Linked DNA regions of Homo sapiens: region 2 is linked to region 1. A link is a contact called in ENCODE Hi-C or POLR2A ChIA-PET data. All regions are on one chromosome and are shown on one strand. The core of a region is the stretch at or near the end of the contact, and the rest is flanking DNA. Distances in the headings are between cores, read along the strand shown. Region 1 holds the start of DSG1 (desmoglein 1). Region 2 overlaps DSG4 (desmoglein 4).

What was found. Hi-C counts contacts between places; a loop is a spot of excess contacts on that map. ChIA-PET counts read pairs that join two places held with the same protein, here RNA polymerase II (POLR2A).
Region 2: a map of CD14-positive monocyte shows a loop between it and region 1 (2.5-fold over the local background). The contact joins the enhancer-like site here to the promoter of DSG1 in region 1. A Hi-C loop is called at or near these places in 1 of 168 maps with a recorded cell type or tissue (CD14-positive monocyte). POLR2A ChIA-PET finds 5 or more read pairs at or near these places in 2 of 52 experiments (MCF 10A and PC-3).

Annotation. Positions count from the first base shown.
Region 1 is chr18:31,314,643-31,322,121 of GRCh38, reverse strand. DSG1 (desmoglein 1) reads right to left here and starts at 3,962. Exons shown (of 15, transcript NM_001942.4): 1 at 3,774-3,962. The coding sequence starts at 3,821.
Region 2 is chr18:31,396,825-31,404,303 of GRCh38, reverse strand. DSG4 (desmoglein 4) reads right to left here. Exons shown (of 16, transcript NM_177986.5): 9 at 4,761-5,032; 10 at 3,284-3,423; 11 at 670-888. All of the region lies in intron 1 of DSG1-AS1 (DSG1 antisense RNA 1), which reads left to right. Among named protein-coding and RNA genes, the nearest start is that of DSG4, 24 kb to the right of the region's middle. RefSeq lists a silencer at 5,832-6,032. Within about 2 kb of position 4,808, at least 3 of the 41 ENCODE cell types and tissues checked have a DNase peak (open chromatin) inside an H3K27ac peak, as active enhancers do.

The DNA.
Region 1 (7,479 bases), core at 2,713-5,212:
AGACGAGTATGAAAAACTGTGGCCTATTCTCATAGACCAATTAAGAGCATGGATCAGCAGCCAATGGCATTTAAAAAAATTTGATCTGTCTAAGTCTATTGAAGGAATTTGCATATCAAGCATAATCAGCAAGGGTGGCATGACCCAGCACTGGGCAAGGGTGTTCCCTGAGATGAGGGAGCATTATAAATCTAATTGCGGTGCCTGGCACAGCAGGCTTCCTGCTGATATGTTAGGCAATGTCTATTAGGACACAGGGATACTCAGCAACCAGGTCTTTGATGAATGTGTTGTGGAGAAAGAGTTACCAGAAATTAAGTGCTCTGGGTATAGATAAGATAATTTTCTAGATTGATGAGATTTGTTAAATAAGTGAATCTTATTCTAGGGTCAGCCTTTCAGATTTAAGACAGCATTCTTCAGTGCTTTAGTTTCTACTCTTTTCCTAAAACAGGGATGACAAAATGTTTTTACTTTGTGGCAACTCAAACCAATTGAGCGATGATAAATGTGTACTCCTTGTTTCTGTAAAGGTGATAGAAGATGCTAATCCTAAATCTACAGCGAAATAATAAAGCTTTTATGAACACCATATAACTGTTAATGATGACACTTGAATGCAATTTGTAAGTTTCACTGAATACGTGAACAGAAATATTCCTTCCATTTTCTACAAAATATTTTACTGAAACACTGATCTCTATACTACATATCACTATAATACACGCTCAAGAAAGCACAAAGAGCTCTCTCTTTTGCTTGTCTTCTGTTTGGTCTGTACTAATTTGTTAGTTCTTCTCTTGCTTTAGGCATCTGTGAACACAATTTTGGGGACTTAAGATGTCTTCAAGTAAGTTTAGGAACTATGTAATGAAATGTGTATTATTTTCTGTGTATTTTAGCCTGAGTGATGAAAGTACTCTTAAAAACTCCTGCTCATATTTTACAGAATTTCAGTTCGGTTCAAACTGTGGAGTTAGTTTATCAGGTGTCAGAGGGTTGGGTTTTTTTTTGTTTGTTTGTTTCGAAATGAAATATTAACCCATAGAAAGAGGGGGAAAATGGTTACTATAATGAACCAAAATAATCAGATCATTCATGGTCATAGATAAAAGTCATTTTCTCTGTTCTTTGAGCTTGAGCTGCAGAAATTTACCTTTTTAGAAAAAGACATCTTCAGATTTGTATTGACTTAAATGGACTAATTGGACCTGGCAAAGTTGCAAGTAATTTTCAGAAATCATTAAAACCATAGAGATCCCTCTGGCTCTGTTTTGCTTTCCCACAGTGACCATGCTGTACTTTTTACCATTGTCATATACATGCACATAGATTTCTTTTATTTGGTGCATAAGAAGCATTGTTCTCAGGCCTAGAGAAAATACATTCTAACTCCTTTCTCTACTCCATACACTGATTACATGGAAACAAAAAGAAGAATGAAAAATAGATGCAGAATTAACAAAATGTGTTTGACTTGCAGTGTTATAGCAGGTGTAATCTCTTGCCTGTCCAGGAGACTTGTCAGAACAATGGAATAGCCATAGAGCGATCTTGATTGCTGTAAGAGCAGCTCCTCCAGCTTTGTTCTCCCTGATTCAACCCACTCATTTGAACAAGGTTCACAACCTTCAGATGCATTGAGATGAATACACAGTATGCTTGCAAACAAATAGTTACCCAGTTCTCAGGTAGATTTGCTTAAAAGACACTACCAATTTAAATATCTTAAAGGCCTTAACAATTGTACAAATACGCTTCCTAATGCAGGTTCCCGCTTATTGACTTTGAGTAGAGACGAATATAAAGACTTTACATAAATTTTTTTTCATTTTTTGGTAAAAGCATGCATTTATAATGAGACTAGGAGAAAGATAACTGAAAGAATTTGCTATAGTGGTGGTTGTTTTATGAAGAAAAAAAGTATTTTAAAGAAAAATACAGATTAGGAAACTCCAAAGCACAATTACCAAAATTATCCCATGTGGTAAAATCTGTACTTAAAATAAATTTTGATCTTCCAAACCTTAGAAAGTGAAATGTTTTCCAAAAAAACCTATGATGTCAACGTGAAAATGAAACATTGTAATTCATGATAGTGTAAGTTCTTTGAGAAAAAATTTTCATAAGGCATGTGGGAGACTTGTGATTAATTTCAATATAAAATAAGGTAACCTCCTCTTCCCCCATTCCCAAAAAAACCCCCATAAGCCAACAAAAAAAAATCTAGGCACAGCTAGAGAAAGTTCAATAAAGATATATGATTTTGATGATGATACATTTTATTGAAGAATGACTAAATAGGAAGTGGCTGTTTAAAGAAATTTGATATGCTATAATTAATTTGAAATAAATAAATCAACAAATAAGGCACATCTTAGAGATTCTATGAAAGTTAGTGTACACCTATCTGAACAAGCTGATCAACTAAAACTATAATAGCTCTTAATGGATCAAATTTATTTGAAATTTTAAGTAAAAGTGCTTGATTACTGACAATATGAAACTCTCATATTTCAAATGACATACTGTATAATGATCAGTGATCCCTACCAAATCCTAAGTAATGAAATCAACTGATCCTAAATATCCACTGAAAAGAGCATGGGATAGGACTAATGTTTGAAGGAAAGCTTGGAACCAAAGCCACCAGCTTACTGATGCTCATTTATAACTAAATCCACTGATTATGTCCCGCCTTAGTTAATAAAACTGAATTCAAACTAACCAGCATACTTTGAATCAAAGATCTAACTTATTATACCAACCAACCCAACATTCCAGTTCAAAAATTAAGCAAGTAGAAACAAATGTGAACCACAGCACTATACATCCTGCCAAGCTGGAGGGCAATTTACTTGGCACCTGCCTTTTTGAATTACATTAACCTTACTATGAGAGAGATTACAATTTTCAAATTTTCACTGAAAGTGAAATTGACATAATACATTAGTGGTGCACTTAGTATTATCTCTACAGCAAGAAAACTAATTACATGTAAGGGGGCAATGATAAAGTATTTCATTACATTCGTCAGACGATCAAGTGCACAACTTTTATATCGCAGTCATCACTGACATTCCAGTAGTAAGATCGAGTGTAATAATAATTATACTTACTCTTTAATTATAGCCACTTCTTCACTTAATATGTCATTTATAAACCTCCTGTACTGCCGTTTTTTGAAATTAAAAATGTTTTAAATAAAATCATAGTTAAATAGTGCGGGGCTTTTTATAGTAGTGATACAGATTCTAACCAAATATGCAACTGATGACTTTATTTGGATAGCGAGACCAGCCACAAACTGCTACGATTTTAAATTATGTGGTGCTATTTTTATGTTTTAAAAATTAGAGTAATTCCACCACCAAACACACAAAAAAAATAAAAAAAAAAACAGGTTAAAAATCCAGACACACTTGTGATATTTAGTTTAAAAGCCCTCTTGCAGAAGAGATTTTGAACGACAAAGTGCTACTAACTAGCGATAGGAATTTCCTAAATTCAGTCTTTTCCCAGCATGACTTAGCAATGACTTCAGTGTCAGAGATGTAATACAATGAGTTGACACTGAGGCATTAACATGATCTTGAGTCTTCAATTAAAGAGAGAAATGCTATTGAAAAATCTAGTTCATAAAATCATCTTGTCATTAATATACATTTTCAATGGGTTTAGGTTAGAAATAATGCCCACTAACATTTTCTAAAAAGTTTTCACTTGTTTACAATGGGCACGATTATGAAGGACTTTTACCAGAATCCACTCACCAGAAAAATGAACAGCATTGCAACTACTCTGAAGAAACTCCAGTCCATCTCTGCTGGATTCTCTTACATCCAAGACCAAGGGAGTTTTGTTTGTTCTTCTCTGTTCTTTTTCTTTCTCCCACTCAGCTGGTGTCTGATTAAAATAATTTCTCAGTAGATGTTCTTACATGCAGGCTTTGAGGTGTTTCTGCCTTCCTCTGGGAGAAGGACTGAAGGTACGTATAACCAGTCTGGATCCCCACCCTAAAAACTTGGGCTGGTCTCACTGAAATGCTTGACAAGATCATCATTGCTCCCAGGTAAAAACTTGGGGACACACCCTTCCTCCAGCTGAAAAGCGACTCTTGATGGGGCAAGGAAGATTCACTCCTTTACTGAATGTTTTCAGTGGCAGGCTCTTAAAGTGAACAGAAATACCGAGGGTTATACAGGTGATGGGGGCTTCTCACCCCATGCTTTCTTTACAGGTGGTTTAGTTTCTCCCCATATTAAACAGGCAGGTATAACTTGAATGCTCATCTTATTCATTCCATTATCTGTTTGTAGCCAAACCCTCAGGTCATAGTAGAAAATGACAAACTTTCCATTTTAGTAGATGTTGGGAAAGTTTCAGTTATTTTCGGTTGTTAAGAGACAGAAAATATGCTAATGCAAGACTGAGATTTTTTAAAGTTATTAATTCAAACAAGTAAAACCATGATACTTACAATTATTAGATCCTCTGCATAAGTCACAATTCCCATTAACTGACCAGCCTTCAGTCTAAGGAATCCTCCATTTTCCCTCTAAAGAAATTATTTTCTCTCCCTAATTATTTTTCTTTCTTTATGATTCTTTTATTAAATGCAACAAAATAAAAATTTAAATATTACTAAACTTAAGGGTGAATAGTGAGAACCACCAATTAAAATCCTGATAATAACTTTAAAAATGAGATTCGGTGCCTGAAATACTAATGAAAACACAGAAAGCTGCTCAGCAGGTGAGGTGGGTTAAAAGTCAATGACAATTCCTAAGCACAGAGCCAAGAATCTGTACAGCGAGCCAATTAGAACATAGGGAATACACTGAAGAAATGGCTGCCTACACAGGTAGACGGGAAACTGAATGCAGCCCTGAGGTTTGTGAAAATAAATAGCAACCTTCACAGGGCAGCATTTGGACATATTTTTGGACTCTCTTCTCTTCCCCTGGCAACGTCTAGTATAAATATTGTGAGTGGCAGGAAGCTCATAGACACTGGACACCCTCAGAGTTTGAAACGGCTACTTAGAACAAGAGACCTACCTGATAAGATGTTGATTATGGTCAAAAAGATACTCAAAATGTCTCCAAAAGGAAGAAAATCTCTGAGGGTCAGAGGGTCTATAGAAGGCTGTCATTTCACTACAGATTTGTGGCAAAGAAGATGTGTGGTTTGAATTTCCATATTATCCATCATACAGTGTGGAGGGGAGGAGATAGGCTGCCCATGTTTATTTGCAGTGAATAAGAATGTTTATGATTGTAAATAGCAGATGTAAATAAATAAAATTTAGAAAGATGAGCTGGCCGATTTTCTCTAATGAGAAATGTCAAATAAAATAGACTGTATTAACCTATGACTTAGTCTGAGCAATATATTAGTATCATGTTGTCTGACCATGAATAGCAGAAGACTCACTGGGCACCAGAGACAACTGCACCTACTCTTGCAGCTTTCCAGTGGCGAGTCAATGTTTTATGCATCTCGGATTCTGGGCATGATGCTAGGGCATGCATGGGGGCCTCCTTCATCCATTAAATTACCTTTCCTTAAACCTAACCCTGGCTCCACCCCTAACTCAATGCCTTGCTCCAACAATCCTATATGACTAGGGGATTCATAAGGCAGCAATCTCTCAAACATCTTTCTGGAGAGGAGGTGTGATAGAACTCCAATACTGCAGAGCAGCGTCTGTCTTGGCAGTTACATGAGAGCCAATACGATGTTAAACACAGCGGGAGAGGGAATTTGTTAATCACTTTCTCTCCCTTGCCTCCTTCCCTGCCTTTTTCTCTTTCTTACTCATTTTAACGTCCTCAGAACAGTGCTATCCAGTAGAACTTTCTGCAATACGAACATATTCTCTATCTATGCTGTCAGATATGGTAGCCATTTATAATATGTGACTATTGAGGATTTAAAATATGGTTATTATGACTAAGGAAGAGAATATTTAACTTTGCTTAATTTAAATTTAAATAACCACATGTGGCTAGTGGCTACCATATTGGACAGTGCAGACATCATTGCTTTTGTTGTCTATCTTCTCTCTTACTCCAAACCTTAACTTCCGGTTTTTACAAACTCACCTCTCTCAATCTACCCTATGCCTTTTCTTAATTGAGAACCCCACCATTGTTCCAGCTTTCAATGAGCACATTTAATTAGTTTTCCTTCATGTACTCTTATCTCAGTTGGTCCTGTCCCTTTTCCTGACTTAGTGGTCCTCCTTCCTAATGCCAATGAGTTAAGATACTTTAAAACATAGGCAACACAAACCATTTCATTTCCGTATTCACAATGTTTTCAATTCTTTCTTCCAGCAACCTCATCTGTAACCTCACATCACACTGTTGCTTCTTCTCTCCCATCTCAGTGAACTCCTTTTCTTTACTCTGAACATTGTTTAGTATGTGTACCTGCACGTACATAGCAACAGTTCTCATTTCATAAAAATTTTGTGAAATTTGGGGTGATTTTTCTGTCTGGAATCTCCCTGGTGAGCTGACAAAGGTTTCCATAGGGACTAAAATTCTCTAGAGAAGAGGATTTTCCTCTTTTTCACAAGGCATTGAAAACTCCAGAATGTAACTTAAGTGTTTGCATTTCTACATTTGTTGTTAGCTTGAAATATTGCAATACCCTTTAAGAAAACAAAATAATCAGCCTCTAAAAAAATAATTTTGAAAAACAAAATAATCCGCATATTTAACTAAAGGTAACACATTTTATTGATCTAGAAGTTCTCAAGCCTAATAACAGTAACTGTTTTATCCACCTTCATTTACATAGCATCCATAGCATGGACTTATATTTCAGAGAAATTCTTTGGAATGTGCTTTTTTTTCCTTTTAGCAATAAAGTATTTTTAAATTGATATATAATAGCTGTACATATTTTTGGGGTGCATGTGATGTTTGCATACCTGTGCAATGTTATAATGATTAAATCAGGGCAACTGTGATATCCGTCACCTTAAACGTTTATTTTTTGTGTTGGGAAATTCTTCTCTTGTAGCTATATTGAAATATACAACAAATTATTGTTAACTATGTTTTAATGTTATATGTGAACCTCTAGTTTTATATGTTCTAAATTATCCTAATGAACTCTACACATTGTTTAAAAAATAGGTGAAAGATGAAAAACTTAAAACTCGAGGGGAAATTGAAGTAAATATGTTAGGCATTATATAAATAAAAATTTTCTGTTTGCCTCTATACTGTATTAATATTACCATGAGATATATTGATTGTAGATCTTGTTCACATTGTTTAAAATTAAACTATTCCTCAAAGAGTCAATGTCACACCCACATACATCTGGGAGATGGGGCCTGCATTTTAGATTAAAAGATACTTTTCTTTTTCATATATAGCAGTCACAGCAAAGTCTGATTGGTAAGTGGATTTTTGGTTTGGACAAAAGAGCTGTGGAAGTAATTTTGGGATATCCAATATC
Region 2 (7,479 bases), core at 3,559-6,058, 81 kb before region 1:
ACAACTTCGTGATCTGTTTTTCACTTTACTTTCTTTGGTTTATGCATTCTTTTGTATCTACATACTTTGCATAATTCTAATTTTAATGGCTGTATATTAACACATCTTAATAATATGTACTCTGTTTAATCATTCCTCTAATACTGAGCAATTTGGATTTAAATTTTTACCCTTAAAAATAAGTCTGAACTCATAGTTACTGTAAAAAACAATTTAATTGATTTTATGTGCTCCTAAGTGAGTAGTAAATGTTTAAATGTATCTATGGGATATATGAGTTTCAGAGACATTTATGTGATTTGTCTGAATTTATTCAGAATAGGGAATTGTGACATTCTTAATTTATGAGTTTGTTAAGGGTTCTGTTTATTTTAAACTGAATAAATATTGGTTCAACGTTTTACCTACTCAAAATGATGGGTAAACTGGTATTTATCCACTACTATTTGTAAATTAAATATTAATGAAACATTTTGACTCATTTCATTTCAGTTCAAAATTTTATCAAATATCCTCTGTGTACATGAAATATTTTTTTCATTTAATGTTAATATGGCAAGAACTGTGGAAACAGAAGTAGAATGTTTTATTAAGTGACTTGCCACATTTTTTGGTAATTGTTTTGCTTTTGGACTTAAAGTCCAAAAAACAAGCTTACGTTTCACTTACCATTTGTTGATCTGACATCCCACATGTCAGCTATTCCTGGTGGCTCATCAACAACACAGAAAGTAAACGGAGACCCATAAGAATGTTCATTAACAGAGATAAGGACTGATGGAGAGTCAATGCAGATGGTTCTTCTTTCAGGAAAAATGTTTGGACAATAATCATTGATATCAGGAACCTCAATACATATGGTTCCTGTAGCTGTTTTTCCAGAGCCATCTGAAAGAGTAAGGGTCATTGGTGTTGAGGTAAATGGTGTTAGGGAGAAAACTCTTTCTCATATCCCCTGATGATGCCATGGAACTTGTAGGAAACATATACGTGACTTGGGAGGCTTGACAGGTTCCTGCCCGCTTCAGTGACCCAAAGTCACTCTTCCCTTTGTGTGCTACCTTCCAGCCACACTGCTTCTTTTGAGTTCTTTAAACAAGTTTCTTTTTTACTCTGGACTCTGGCACATTCTTTTCACCCTTCCTAAAATGTTTTCCACCCTCATTTCATTTTGCTAATTCTGACACATCCTAAGGCGCAAAATCAAATGTTCTTCCTCCGAGAAGGTTTACTGGTTTCTAATCTCACCCTGTTCCCATAAATTAGACCCCCAGGTCAGTTATGAACCTCCATTCAGGATGCTCACTGAGTCCTGTGTTTGTAGAAATAACCACAGCTGAAATAAATACTTGTTTGTGTTTTTCTTGTGTGCTCACTGTTTATTTTAATTGCATCTGTTACATGCTATTTCTTTCTGAAATGGCATTTCTGAAAACAAATATAAGTCTATTAGATTTTTCCCTAATCCACTTGAAACAAGTTTTTGGATAGTATAATTAATCAGAAAGGGCCAAAGACTAAAGATTAGGAGTCCAGGAGCTTTTTAGTCCACTTTTCTACTCTATGTTCTGTTACAGCGAATACGGAATTTTTTTTGCTTCTTTTTAACTTGAAAAGAATCTTAGCTTTCTCGCTTTTAAACTAGAACGTTGTCGTCTCTGGGGTACCTTACTAGGTCCTTTTCTGAGAAAGCAATAAATTCCTTTTACAGATGTTTTCTGTGTGCCTAAGTAGTAGTCATTGAGGTAACTGAATGAGAATAAACTGAGAGCCTACCTATAGTCTATATGATTTTGTATAATATGTTTATATACCCTATTCAGCATTGGACTTGTTTTTACTAGATGAAGGATGTCGATTTCACTTAGCTTCTCATTCGAGAGGCATCAGATTATTCCACAGATTGTTTTATTTGTCATTCTTTGATCTTTGGTAGCTCTTCTATTACCTTGTGATTGGCAACCAAAGCTCAAGCTATTGCTTATAGTGTTTGCTTCCCAGTAAAGTTTGCTCTGCATAGAGGTCTGTCTCTTCACCTGATGATGGTGTGTGCTGAAGCAAACTTATTCCAACCATTCAGATAGCTCTGTGCCAGTGCAGACACTCTGCTTAGGTGAATAAACAATCAGCTTTGTTTCTGGGTTTCTCTTGGTACATTTTGACAGCACTTTCTCTCTCTTTATTTGCTTGGAATGACTAATTATTTATTCTAGCATTTGAAGATTTTTCACATATGACCAATATGCAAACATAGGGTGCAATCAACATGGTTAGAATCCATTTTCAAATTAGAGCTTCCAGAATACTGATAATGAATAAGACAATGTTATTTATAAAACTGACCCAGGCGTTAAAATTTACCCGCCACAGGATGAAGCCCAGGATGTACAGATGATAGTTGGTTTGGTTTTATCATGGTTTCTTTTTGAATTTTATGCTGCTTCTTTATCTTTATTTTTGTTTTGATACTGGAAAGGTCAGCTATAAACTCAATGCAAACCTACAGTATCTGTCTTACATTAGGCATGTATCTTGGACGCCTGTCTTTCCCCTTCCTTCGTGGTTCCTGACCTTTGTCTCTTGTTTGGTTCTACAGCAGCTGGTTTCCTAGGCACTGCTTCATAGAATCATTAACTATTGATAAATAAACAAATCCTGTTGCTGCTCACCAAGAGGACTGCTTAACAGATTTACCCATGTGAGAGGTGGCTCGCTTACAAGTTAAGTCAGTGCATCTGTATTTATGACTTTTAATATGGATCTTATATTTGGAATAATCTGTGCTTTCTTGGTCCATAGCATCTTACTATGGAAATATGTCTAATCAAGCAACACTCACACAAGCTTCTCACTGTAGTTCAGTTTTAATGGATCTAAAATAATTGTATTCTTGGAGACATTGCTTTCCCACAAGGTGATCCCCAAATGAACTTTGTAGAGCACGTAGCCCTTACTTTAAGTAAACATTCCCAACATACCCTACAAGTGAGATTAGCCATACTCAAGAGACAAAGTCATAATCAGAAGATGAATTATATTTTAACTTTTATGCTGTAAGCCATATACAACTCAGTTTTGGAAGTAGATGAAATAAACTATGGCTTCAGTGTAAATTATGATTTTAATTGACTTCAATTCTTGATTTAAGGTGTTTAGGGCTTTCCATAAGTCTTGCATACACCATTAAAAATGTCTGAGTCACTCAAATATCAGCATTAGAATAACATAATATTTAATATAATAGTACTAGTTTTCTTAAAATACTGAAAATAAATTTTCTTACCATCTATAGCCAGGATCTCTGCTGTGTATATCCCATTGATAATATATTTTGACTTCTTATCAAATTCTCTAGAAAATTGTATCTCACCAGTTCTTGAATCAATTTTTAACCAGCTGCCTGCATCATGCCCTATGATATATCTGTTTTTAAATAAAAAAGTTCGTTATCATGCTTTTATGAAAGTTAGTACTTTTAAATCATGTAACAGCTACAATGTGGCAAACTTTAATATTGTGTTTTTATGTTTTATAGTGATGATTGCCTTGGTTTATAAAAAGTACATATATATCAATAAAAATTCAATGATATATACATTAATATACAGGTCTGCAAGTTTTAAAATTTCATCATTTTTACTCTTCTGGCTCCTAGGATAATTGTTAATAAAATGTATGAGTTTATTTCAGCTCTATTTATTAAATCATAGCAATGTAAAACATCCTTTATTCATTTTCAGAAACACATATTGCTTATTTATTTTTGTATGTGGTATACTTAGGATTTTTTTTGTGGCTTTTCAGCTATGTTGATTTCAGAGCACCTCACTGATAGCCTGTTGGGGGCTTGTGATATCCTCTGTTCAGTGTGACTATCTGGATCTTGTTACAGATGATAGATTTAAAGTGCTTGACCTCACTGGAAGAAGATCTGGTCTCTACCAGGCACAATTTCAAGTCTTCAGTTCCTTTATCTGAACTGCTTTTACCTCCACCCATCCTGGCAGACTTCACAGGTTTTTTTGCGTCTGTCAATTTGTTAACTGATTTAATAACTAAAACTGTGAACATCAAGGTAACTTATAAGTCAGTAGACTTCGTTTACTCTAAGAATATTGGAAGAAGAAAAGGAGATAGAGAAGGGCAGGATATAGAGAAGATCTGTGTACTTCACTGTGGTTATTTCCAGAATATTTTACACTGTTCTAATTCACATATAATCTAGGTACCTAGTGCCCCAATACTATCTTTTTATTTCTCCTCTTCTGACTCTCCCTATGCCTATCAATTTTCTAAAACACTGTTTTTCGCTTCTATGATTGTGGTTTTTCTCTTAGATTAAGCAGAGGATTGAAATTAGTCTCTAAGTCATAGTAACACAGGTTTAAGAAAACAAGCAGTGACTCAACTTTTATGGTGACTTATTGCCCACAATATGGCTTAATCAGCCCCGGTCCAGGGTAGAACAAACTGGCCACAAAAGATCAAAAAGACTTATGGAGTAATTTAGGAGGCTCTTTGATCTTACAATTACTCACTGGACACAATTACTTTTATAACTAGTTGGAGCCCTTACATTATTGAAGCCTCTAAAACACTTAAAATTCTAAGATTTCAAATGCTCTAATAGTCTTTTAAATCAAAGGAATAATAAAAGCAAAAAAGCCCTCCAAAAGTATTACAACCAACATATATTAGCGCATGCTACATGAATTAACACTGGATAGAACCATAGAACATGAAGAAAATAGTTGCAGTACCTGACATCTGTTGCAGGGTTTCCTGTGTCCAAATCTATGGCTGTATATGTGCCAAGCACATAATTCAATAAGGAACTTCCTTTTATTCCTTCCCGCACACTAAAAGCCATAGTACTTGGATGAAATGCAGGTCCTTCTCTCACATCAACAACTTGAATTCTCACAGGGGTTGGGTGCATTTGGAATTGAGAAGCAACGGAGTAGTGAAAATCAGCTTGGTTTTTAACTCCGATACTAAGCTGAATGTTAGGTGCTTGTTCATAATCCAGCATCTGAAATGAAAGAAAATAAAAAACTCTGAAACAGCAAAGAACTCTCTTTCGATAAAGTAAGAAGCCATGGTAAAGCAAACCACACACTAGAATAAGGTCCAGGAGATACGCTGTTTAGATTTTGAATTGAAAAAAATTTTACTTATTACTGCATTAGGTATCTTAGATATGTTTTTCTGTTCATCTTTTAGCATAATCAGCTATGTAGATTATTTAAGGCTGTGATTTTAAATTGGAATAAAATTTTGGAGTTTTGGACTTTTTATACAAAAATGCTGAAATGAAAAACGATTATTTTCCAAATGAGGTGTTTATGAAAAAAAGCTTTAGAATAAAATAAAAACTGTTCACACTATTGAATGAATAAATAAATAGTACCCAGATTTCCTTTATAGAACTCACATCTGAGAATCTTTTGAAAGTATAATCAGCAGAATAAAGGTGCTAATATATATGATGTCACTGAACACGTAATTTTTTTTTAATGGTGTACACAACTTACAAAGAATTTATGATGATTATAGTCGCCGGGTCTGGTGGACAGGAAGACTCCTTTATGGGGCATATTCAAATAAGTAAATGCCATGCCCAGAGAAAAGTCACCTTTGAAATGGGTATTCTGGATAAAAAATAGAATCTTTTGATCCAGAATGATTGATGTGGTGACATGAAAAGTCACAATGAAAAAGTAGTTGCAAAGAAAGAATTGCTGAACAATGTCTGCTTAGAAGGGTTCTGGAAGCTAAGCATCACTTGCAATGCATTTCCAACAGCAGAAGTCAAGATATCAGCAAGGCTTGCCATCAGCAGAACTCTGTGAGGTAAATCTCTGCTTCTCAGGGAAACTCCCTGACATCATGAATGTTTCCTTAGGTTTTAGAGTTACATCTTTTTAGAAGAGCTGATAAGAAAAACATTCACAGAAATTTACTTGGGTTCTTCTTTGGAGATGGCTCAGCATGCCGTGCTTGAATTTCAGCCAAAACCCTTGAGGTTTGAGATTTTGATTCCTTTTGCACATCTGTTTACAGATCCACATAATACCTAGTCCACTGGTCCACGTAATAGACCACCCCACATGATACTTAGCACAGAACTGAATATAAATTATGTACTCAAAAATCACTTTTCAATTGGAAGAGATCTTTCTTCTACAAATCATTTTTTTATTTAATAGAATTCCATGCTATCTTCAAATAAATGAAAAATCGAGAACCTCAAGTTTTTTTTTTTTTTTTTTTTTTTGAGACAGGGTCTCATTCTGTCGCTCAGGCTGGAGTGCAGTGGCACAATCTCAGCTCATTGCAACCTCTGCCTCCTGGATTCAAGCAATTCTCCTGCCTCAGCCTCCCAAGTAGCTGGGACTATAAGCATGCGCCACCACACCGGGCTAATTTTTACATTTTTAGTAGAGACGGGGGTTTTGCCTGTTGGCCAGGCTGGTCTTGAACTCCTGACCTTGGGTGATCCACCTGCCTTGGCCTCTCAAAGAGCTGGGATTACAGGCATGAGCCCCTGTGCCCGGCCTGATAACCTCTATTCTGATAGAGAAATCTCTTGTGCTTTTCTTATGTATATACACAAATGCACTTTTGCTTGTAAGAATATTAATAGTTCTCTCCCCATTGAACAGAGTGTGATGAAAATATACCAACATGTGTCTAAAGTTGTATAATTAAAGATCTTCACATAATCTAGGAACAGGAAATTGTTCTGGGGTCAACCTTTCCTCTTGGAGGAAAGCCAAATAGAGGAAAGGCATAAAATTGTTTACTCATTCTTCGCAAGTGGGGCCCTTTAGTCAGGATTTTCTGATTGTGTCCAGAGGTCAAGGATTGTAAAGAGCAATGGAAACAATGGTTTACTCTGGAGTCTCTTCATAAAGTAAAGGGAGAGGCTGGGGAAACTCAGTCTCTGCAGTTTAAGGAACAAATGAGGAATAACCACTTAACAAGGTACACAGGCGTGTGTTAGAGTGGCTGGGGGTTTGACCTGCAGTGACCAGGAGTGAGGCTCTGGAAGGGCTCAGGATGAAGATAACACATCCAGAAATGTATTTGGCTTCTGGCAGGCTTTTGGCTGCTGTAAATTGTAGTATAGAAGCTACGCTTAGATTCTCACATCCAATTTTTTTGTTCTAATTTAATATGACACTGCTAATTCTAGTGGGGACACTGATTCATTTTAGAATTAAGTATGAAAAAGGGAGAAAGTTAGAAGTCTCCATCCAAAAGAGAATGTGATAGCAGTTTTTCAACAGCAGGGGACTGGGGAAATGGTCAAATATCTGCCTGAGTGTGTATGTTCTGTTTCCAGGAAGGCTCATTTCCTGGTACAAATGTGTCTGGAAGAGAGAAGCAGGGCACACACAGCTGGGAAGGAGTTTATAGTGGTACACAGACTTGGAAGAAAAGTCTCGGCATGCTAGTTCTTTCCTAAAATCGGTT